Regions from separate parts of the Homo sapiens genome. Here region 1 is linked to region 2. The links are chromatin loops, found by intact Hi-C in ENCODE. Cell type or tissue: PC-3. All regions are shown on one strand.

Evidence for each region. Hi-C counts contacts between places; a loop is a spot of excess contacts. Peaks named below come from ENCODE experiments on the same cell type or tissue, not always from the same donor. Only the 100,000 strongest peaks of a DNase experiment are listed, where the experiment ranks them.
Region 1: a loop joins it to region 2, with 3 times the contacts of the local background. A loop is called at or near these places in 5 of 110 quality-filtered maps.

What each region holds. Positions count from the first base shown.
Region 1 is chr13:59,457,435-59,462,434 of GRCh38, forward strand. No RefSeq gene overlaps it. Among named protein-coding and RNA genes, the nearest start is that of DIAPH3-AS1, 550 kb to the right of the region's middle. In PC-3, a CTCF peak has its summit at 2,762; a DNase peak (open chromatin) is centred at 1,587; H3K4me3 peaks cover 793 bases; H3K27ac peaks cover 2,173 bases.
Region 2 is chr13:59,531,555-59,536,554 of GRCh38, forward strand. All of the region lies in intron 1 of LOC107984625 (a long non-coding RNA gene), which reads right to left. Among named protein-coding and RNA genes, the nearest start is that of DIAPH3-AS1, 480 kb to the right of the region's middle. In PC-3, no CTCF peak of the experiment used is centred here; DNase peaks (open chromatin) are centred at 377 and 2,247; H3K4me3 peaks cover 561 bases; H3K27ac peaks cover 1,735 bases.

The DNA of each region.
Region 1 (5,000 bases), 74 kb before region 2:
GCCAGCTCATACCTGAGGAGGAGGTAAAAACAGCCTCAAATAAGAGAAGCCCTGGTCCATCCCAGACCAATGAGAATCTCTTTCCTTGTAAAGATCTCTGAAAAATCTATAATGTCCCTCAATAGCTCTTTCCATAGCTGCCTAAGAAATATTTATTGATTGAATGACTGTTCCCAGGGAATTCAGCCCATTCACTAACTCGTGATTTCAAACTCGTGTCTTCCAAGTGGTCACTAGTATTTTTACTGTGTATATCACCTGTTAGGAGCCTGGGGAGGCAGGCAGAAAGCCCACAACAAACAAGCCACATAACAAAGTTCATTCACCTAAATCTCAGAAGCCAATGGCCTTCACTGGGACTCTTTCCACCAATCACAGGTCAGAGGAACAAGTCCTTAGTCCAGGTCAGCCTGTTCTAACAGCCCAGCATCAGAGAGAAGAGCCCCAGGTTACAAGGAGCCTGTCCATCCCTGAACCTCTGAAGATCTTATAAAAGCGTTAACGAAAATAACTGGCATTGCTCTATGCTCTATTGATGGGGGGAACAGGGACATTTTTATATTTTGTGTTTCATTTGATTCTTAAGACAAACCCATGAGTTAGCAAGGGTGATTATCATATCCACCAATTAGCAAATGAAGACATCAAGGCAAAAGAAATTGAGACTTGCTTCACTAGTCAGTGTCACTCAACCCTGACCAGCCATTTAAAACCCTTAAGGTCATATGGATAGTAACAGAATTGGGGATTACAATCCAGATACTCAAAATGCTAATTTAATGTTCTTTAGCCAAGCCAATCACTCTCTTCTCAATATTATCCAATTCTCTTCAAAAAAGAAAAGCTATTAGTTCCACATTAGTTCCAGGAACTGTTCTAGGTTCTGATGAATCAGTCAAGTCCACAAGAAGTTTAGATACTAGACAGGTAAGTAAATAATTATGTGATTTGGACTGTGGATTATAATAAAGATTCTTAAAAGATGCTGGGAACACAGTAGAAAAAGTTCCGTTTCTCTGAAGATGTCAATGATAGAATGTTTCAGCTAGTTCTCAAAACATGAGCAGGAGTTCTTGAAGTACAGAAAAGGCAAGAAATATCCTTGCAGAAAGAATAGGGTAAATCAAGTCACAGAAATATGGCAACTTAGAGACATTGAGTTGGGGCTGGGTTGGGGGACAACTGGAGCTATGGAAGAGTCCTCTAAAAATGAATAAAGACCATTATCAATAACCTATTAAGAACAGAGTGCCAGGTTACAGACACCATTCTACTGGCATGCTGACTAGAAATGAGAACAGCAAGTCCCCTTTTTGCTTATTCTAACCTGTCTTCGTCCAAGCTGACATCACTGTTCACCTCCCCTTCTACGCTATCCAGGAGACATCAAATGTAATTGAACATCCATAGCAAGTTCTATGTTTGCAGTGAATGGAGTCATTCATTCTGGCTACAGGATCTTCATTACAATTGCATGAAGCTTTCACTGTGGGCCATATTATGAGAGTATACTTGGTGCTGGCACAAGGAGAACTGCCTGGTAGAGCCAGTTGCAAATGTCATGTCCAGCTTTTACGCACAAAGGAAATGAGAGCTTTAAAAAAAAAAAAAATCCAACGCCCATTGCATTGTGATTCATCTTCTTCCCATCAGCACCAGGATGTCTCAGATTACATTGTCTGGCTCTCGGGAAAGAGAACTACGACAAGGTTGAAGGGAAGGGTTGCCACTGTGGAGTCAGGGCCTCTCCTCTGAGGCTCCAGCTGCAGATAGCCACGGTTCCTGCTGACAGTCGAGCCAAGGTCTTCCCGAACGATGGCTGAAAAAGCCTTTGTAAAACAGAATGTGAACCCTGGAGCCTACTGCTCCTGGTGGGAGTCGAAGAAGGGAACAGTAGGAGCTGCCTGTAATTTTCTTTGTCTGTGGCAGCAGAGCAAGGGAAAGAAGTGTCACAAACATGAGGGAGAGGAAGTGAGAGATCTTTATGCTGAGCCACTAAATTCACTGGAGGCTGAAAACCACAAAAGTAAGTTCACATAAAACACCACTTGGCATTTCACCTGGTATGTTTGAGAACTTTGGGTGCAAGGATTTTTAAATTATAGCTGTCTCATCTGTAGACAGGGAGAAATGATCTTGTCTGAAAACTTAGGACCAAGCTATGGGGCCCTGAGTACCTACATCTGTGAGGGTCTAATTAGAGAAGCAATTTATTATAGAGATTTGACTTTAGAAAATTGAGGGAGCTGGTAAAACAGTGTCTGCAAGGCCATTGTCTTTGCATTTGATGCTGGAGCTTGATGTCTGCTGGGCAGGCAGTCTGGAAGGAATGGGTGGATGTAAATCAAGTAGAGAGAACAAGGAAAAGCTCAAACCATGTCAGTTTCTCACTGTCTCCTGCAGGAGAAGATGGACTCTTCTTCACTGAGGTAAATACACACCTGGGCCAGGAGTCAAAGAAGCTGAAAAAGGATGCAGGGGAAGGCACAGCAATTGCAGGTGAGGCTGCTGCCTTAAACACCAATGAGGTGAGCAGGCAGATGAGGAGCAAGGTATTTGAACCACAAAAGCACCCGGTGGCCCTACCTCAATATTCTAAGCATAAAAAAAATATGGCTGCTGTTAGAGTTTGTGCCCCCAAAGCTTGCACAAAAATGTATCTTGTGGCACAGCTTAATTAGAAACAGACAGAGAAGGGGGTTCTAGGAAATGCAGCACAGCCCTGTCAGTTCAACATGTTACAAAGCCACTACATGCCTTCAGAATTAAGTCATGACTTTAAATGGAAGGTAGATGGCGTATAGATGTTGTATTAGTTTCCAAGGGCTGCTATAACAAAGTAACAAAAACTGGGTAGCCTAAAAAAGAAATTTATTCTCTTATAGTATTAGAGGCTAGAAATCCAAAATCAAAGCATCAGCAAGGGCATGCTACCTCCAAAGGCCCTTCAGAGCCTAGGGAAGAGTCCTTCCTTGCCTCTTGAAGTTTCTGGTGGTTGTCAGCAATCCTTGGCATTCTGTGACTTGTGGCAGCCTGGGTCCTTTCTCTGCTACTCTCTTTAAATGGCCTTCTTCCCTGTGACCCTGTGTGTCTTCCCCTCTCTTATAAGGGCACAAGTCATACTAGATTTAGAGCCCACACTAATTCTGCATGACTTCATCTTAATATAATTAATTATATCTGCAAAGACGCTATTTCTAAAGTAAGTCATATTCTGAGGTTCTGTATGGACATGAATTTTGTAGGGGACAGAATTCAATCCAGTACAAGTGTTGTAAGGGAAAATCTAGAACAGAAAATGAACAAAAATCTTTGAACAGTGGGATCAAGCAAAGAATGTGGGCGCTTATAAAAGGAGCGGCTTTGTTCCAAATAATGTGTTCAGGAGTGTAATTATGATATCAGTTAGACCCTAAATTTGTTGACATTATGTACAGAAATATCTATAAGACTCAAAGGCATGTGTTTACTGTTTTCTCATTTATCTCATTTATTTTCTCATGGAGCATACCATGTTGTTATTCAAAAGAGAAAGTATAGGCTCAGAGAGAGATTAAATAGTATGCCCAAACTATGCCATCAGAAAGTCGGCCGAGCACGGTGTCTCACGCCTGTAATCTCAGCACTCTGGGAAGCTGAGGCAGGTGGATCACATGAGCTCAGGAGTTTGAGACCAGCCTGGCCAACTTGGTGAAACCCCGTCTCTACCGAAAAAATACAAAAATTAGCCAGACATGGTGGTGCGCGCCTGTAATCCCAGCTACGCTGCAGGCTGAGGCATGAGAATCGCTTGAACGCTGGAGGTGGTGGTTTCAGTGAGCCGAGATCATGCCACTGCACTCCAGCCTGGGCGACTGTCTCTCAAGGGAAAAAAAAAGAAGAAGAAGAAGAAAGTGGTGGAGCAAGGAACTGAACTCAGGAGTGTTAGATTCCACAGGGCATGTTCTTTTATTACCCTTATCATGTAACGGTAAATAACACTCGCTAAAGTGAATGCTAGCAAACTTCTTCAGGCCATCTCTTACTTATCCTTCGACGCTCATATTAAGTCTTCTCTGAAGATTCCCCTAACTGCCCAGGACAAAGTGAATTCCTCTGATCTCCCACATTGAGATCACAATTCCACTCTTGTCCTCATTCCATTGTATTATGTTATCTATTTGCACATCTGTTTCCTGTCTTATGTGTAGCTACCATATCTTGCCACTGCAGCAGTCCCAGTACCCACCCACCCAGTGCCTTGAACATAATAGGAACTCAAATCTTGACTGATTAAAGTCCTTCAAAGAAGGTGCTTCATTTTATAAAAATGTCTAGATATGTTATTCTGTAACCTTCCCCCATACACAATTCTCAGACTTTAGAGACTCCAAACTCTTCTTTATACCAAATAAAATACTGCTACTTCAATGCAAATTCTTATTTCTTTTCTCTTTTCTGAGGATGTATACAACTGGTTTTGAAAATTTCCAAAAAAATATCAGGTAATTGTATGTGTCCATTTTTCTTTTCCTGGTTAAATAACTCAATTGATAATCTAATTTTCTGGGGTTTTTTGTTTTTGTTTTTGTTTTTTTGTTTTTTTGAGACAGGGTTTTGCTCTGTCACCCAGGCTGGAGTGCAGTGGTGTGATCTCGGCTCACTGCAACCTCCACCTCCCAGGCACAAGTGATTCTTGTGCCTCTGCTTCCCGAGTAGCTGGAACTACAGGTGCCAGCCACCATGCCCAGCTAATTTTTGTATTTGTAGTAGAAACGGGGTTTTACCATGTTGGTCAGGCTGACCTCAAACTTTTTTTTTTTTTTTTTTTTTTGGGACAGAGTCTCACTCTGTCGCCCAGGCTGGAGTGCAGTGGTGCCATCTCAGCTCACTGCAAGCTCCACCTCCCAGGTTCACGCCATTCTCCTGCCTCAGCCTCCCGAGTAGCTGGGACCACAGGCACCCGCAACCACACCTGGCGGAATTTTTTGTATTTTTAGTACAGACGGGGTTTTCACCAT
Region 2 (5,000 bases):
CAGGCATGAGAATCACCGACCTGGGGACAACTTACTCAGATTTGGGAAGACTTCCTGAAGGAAGCAGTAGTTAAGCAGAGGCTACGTGTGAACTGTTAAGTAGATACTGGGCCCAGCAGGGGCTGAGGGTAGGTAGGAGGGGTTTGTAACTGAGGAAGTTGACTGTGCAGATGCACTGAGATAAGAGCGAGCTCCTTGCCCTGATGTCAAGATCACAGTATGCTAAGTGAGGTAGAACCTAATAACTGTTACTCTAGGCAGAATTCTTAGATAAAACGACCAGAAAAGCTTAGGATTTCAAGGGAAAACTTCCCGACCAGGAGGCAGAGGTTTCTCAGGAAAGGCTCTGCCCAGTTTGAGTAACTTCCCTTGGCGGCTTGCCAGGGTGAAGCTTTTGTTCAGCACAGCTTTTGCCCGAGTTTATTTTTGTAGCTGCTTTTGCTATGCTGAACTCTTTCCAGCTATTCTTTGTTTATGTAACTCTCTAGGCCGCCATCTAATTTCTAGGATATGACAATCTTTCCACGTAACATTTTTGTTCATGATGACTGCTGACTTATATTTTAATATTAAGCAGGCAGAGTTTTTTTTTCAAATATCAATATAAGAAATATTTATACCAAAAACATTTCCGCTTTTTAAAAATCTGGTCTTCAAGCTACACTTCATGTAGCTCAATATTCTCCTTCTACAGTTCCATATGAATTCATTTCACATTCTTTTATCAGTAAAAGCTTGTTGTTCTTGTCAAAATGACTTACTTTCTTACATTTGATAATGATAAATATTTATCCATCATGTTTTACTTCTTGTCTTATTTTCCAGGAAACTCAAAGCTAAAATTGCAGAATTCAATATTAGCCCAGGTTGGAGAATGTCATTCTCTTTCCTAAAAGATTTTAATTCTTTTCTTTTGTCTTTTGCAACTCTATGTGTGGCTTCTACAGTAATCTACCTTAAATACTTTTTTGAAGCAAGATTACAGATTACCAGGTAAATTACTCAGGCTTATTAGTTGCTACGGCAAATACCAAGACATATGACTCATTCACTGTCCAGGAATTTTCAATCCACTATATATTCAGAGACAAATTTTCTCTACAAATAAATGTGTTAATGAAAGGCTTACAATTTTTAGGCCTCAAATTATCTCTGCAATAGGCCTAAAACTAAACGTGTGTTTTCTTGTACTCTTAGATGTTATAACTATTTTTTATTAAAATTTCTCCAAGCATGTACTGAATATTCTTTTCTAGAAAGACATATGTACAGATATACACCCATGTACAAAGGTAGACCCAGTTGATATTACCACCGTAACATTGTGAAGGCTGACAAATATGAAATGTTTATTTGTAGCAGTTCCATTTGGAAGGTACATGACACTAACAATAAAATAGTAAATGCATAATTGCTGTCTGATGCCTTTTTGCAGCTTTCCAGAGACAATGGCATCAATTGAAATTAAGTAATTTTGAACCCTCTCATTTTGCAAGAGAGAAGAAAATCTAAGAAAACTGAGTACTGTAAGGAAGATATGAATACAGAATTAAGTAAAACAGGGACTTTCCAAAGATAATTAGGCCATTCCAGATCCCAACATAAGGAGTATCTTCCCATCCACCTCCTTCCAATAAAAATCACAATTTTTAAAAACCCTTTAAAAAGTATTTCTTGCCACAGTTCTACCTTCTGAATCCAATTAGCAATTTTATCACTTCATTTTATTAACATCTATTAATCTTGAAAAACATAGAACTGGCATTCTATCGACCTCTTTCTGGTCTGTATTTATAAGGGAGAAAGCTTCTTACTTCTATTTACTAGCATGAAAGAAAAAGAGATTTAAGGCAAGACACTTTGCATAGAAAACTCATAAACTTCCACCTAAATAAGCAGTTATAGAAGAGCAGATGCATCTAGATTGCATTGGTAAACAGTTCTCTGTTATAGACCAATCAATAAAGTTAATGCTAATTGTAATGTACTTTTGTCAAATTGCACTTCGTCTTAATTTCTGATTTATGGCATTTTCCATATAGTACTTCTGAAAATCTAGAGCTTATTGCAATCAGTCGCTGCTAATGGGAGACTGACAGAAGTGAAATAACATTCTAACCTGAGTATTCAGATATCACGTTCAATATTCCTGTTGATTCAGAAAGAACTAATGTTTACTAAGCCATCCCCCACCTGCCCCAGACTTCCTGTAACAGCATAAAATACCAGTGAGTCAAGACCAACAGGTCTTGACCCCAGCCACATTTATAGAAAATACCAGAAGCACTTGTCTCAAGAGATAATATCCTTTACAACTGCCTATAGAAATATTTACAATGCATTGTGGAGTGCATTGATCATTTTGTTCAATAAATTGTGCATTTATAAAATAGAACAAGAATTAAAATTCAATTTTACTATTACAAGTGAATGGTTCTGTGGTTGTTCCTTATATGTCAGGTCCTAGTCCTTGGGACAATAGAAGAACTATAGGATCTATCCCATGTTGTTCTAAAGAAATTGGAAAGTTTCAGAGCTTCCTGCTTCATCTACAGTAGAAGAATCTTATCCTGCCAGATCCTTCTACTACCCAGTATCATGTCAGACTACTGCAAGGCACCAGCTTGTGCTGGGCAGATTTTTCTTTCTCCAATCTTTTCCTCTCTCTCACTCCCTCTCACACTCTCCCTCTTCTTCCCCCTGATCCTTTCCCACTCCCCTCCCCTTCTTCCTTCCCTCCCTGGCTCCCTTTCTTATTCTATTTATAAACTATCTGGTTCTCATTTACCTCTATAAACATTTTTGCCTAGATAATTCACATCCTTTGGGGGGATTAAAAAAACTTAGCAAAATGCCAGGTTCTGTACTAAGACATTTATAGAGGAGAATCTAATAATTTTCTATAGCTGTTCTTCCCAGCATGGTATGAAAATGCATTCAGTAGTTTAATTTTCTTTTCCTTCTTGTTGCCAGAATTATTTATTGCTGAAAATTGAGGAGTTGTATTATAGTTATTATTTCTTTTGATTGGTTTAAAAATTTAGTTTGATAGAAATCTTAAAGAAAAAAAAAACTCACAAAGTTTAAATGTGGTTTGGAAAGGCAACAGAGGGATTTGAAGAGAACAGATCTGATGAAAAAGAAAAATGTTTTAGCATTTTCAACCATCCAGAGTAGAATCATTGAAAATCAGGAAGTCTCAGAAGGAAACTCAACAAAGTAAAAAGGTTTTATAAAAGAATACATAGCTATTTCGAGAGTTGTGTTGGAAAGGATAAGGTGATATTTTTTATCTGAGGCTATAATGAAAAGACCAGAATTACAGGTGCGATGCCTCTGTGGGAATCAAATTTTTTCCATGACAACAAACGAGATTTCCTTCTTGGCTAAACGCCTTGAAAAGATGTGGAAATACAGAACTGATCATACAGAGTTGATTCCATCACAATTTGTGGAAAAACAATATGTAACAAAGGACCAGTGTTACAATGTTAATTGAAAACAGTCCCCACAAAATAATCTGGATGACTAGAGCTGAAAGTTTCCCAGGCTATGGCTATAGACAAATGACAACTGCCATGAAATAAGCAGAATACAGCACAACCTTTTTTTTTTTTCCTCCGATACAGAGTCTCACTCTGGAGTGCAGTGGCATGATCTCGACTCACTGCAACCTCCACCTTCCAAGTTCAAGTGATTCTCCTCCCTTAACCTCCTTAGTAGCTGGGACTACAGGCGTGGGCAACCACTCCAAAATTTTTGCATATTTAGGAAAGATGGGGTTTCACCACTTTGGCCATGGTTGATTTCGAACTGCTGGTCTCAAATGATCCACCCGCCTCGGCCTCCCAAAGTGCTGGGATTACAGACATGAGTCACCACACCTGATCGATTATAGCACAATCTATTCATCCTTACTATCTGTGGAGATTGTTCTACCATCCATTCTGTAGCCATGATTATTGTCAACAGCCTAAGTGAATATGAACGGACAGTATCTTGTGTTGAGGGAAACACACAGGGACTGCAGGTGAGCTTTACCTCCTCTGCTCTTCCACTAACTAGTCAGTTGATGTTGAGGAAGCCCTATAAGCTCCCTGTCTCTTTGCTTCTTATTTTCAAGTAGGAATAACATTTCTGTCTTCTCTACTGCCTTACTGGATTGTTACTATCAAATGATATGAAAGAAGTAGAAGAAGTTTAGAAATATTGAAAACACTTATAAACATACAACATTATTAGTATTCGTTGATCAAAGTTGCCAGAGTTTATTCTCACATTTGCTCTGGGCTTAGCTTTTATAGCAAAATATGCCATTGATAGTAGGTTTATTGTCTTCCAAACTTTATATCAACACATTCTTACTTTAAAAAGAGCAAATTGAGATGGTTTTTGGAAAGGGGGACTTCTCTTTTGTTCTTGTCTTACTGAAAGTGCAAAAGTCCTATGTAGAGTTTAATTTTTAATTTTTGTGAGTACATAGTAAGTGTATATATTTGTGGGGTACATGAGATACTTTAATACAGCCATGCAACGCATAATAATCATATCAGAGGAAATGGGGTAAACACCCCATCAAGCATTTTTCCTTTCTGTTACAAACAATGCAATTATATTCTTTTAGCTACTTTAAAATGTACAATTAAATTATTATTCACAATAGTCACCCTGTTGTGCTATCAAATACTAGGTTTTACTCATTCTATGTTTTTGTACTCATTAACCATCCTCACTTCCCCCCAACCAACCGCCAACAACCCTTCCCAGCCTCTGGTAATCATTCTTCTACTCTATATCTCCATGAGTTCATTCAATCGCTTTGATTTTGATGTTTCCACAAATAAGTGGGAGTTTGATTATAAAATGCCTTTTTTTTTTTTTTTTTTTTTTTTGAGACAGAGTCTGGCTCTGTCGCCAGGCTGGAGTGCAATGACACAATCTCGGCTCACTGCAACCTCCACCTCCTGGGTTCAAGTGATTCTCCTGCCTCAGCCTCCCAA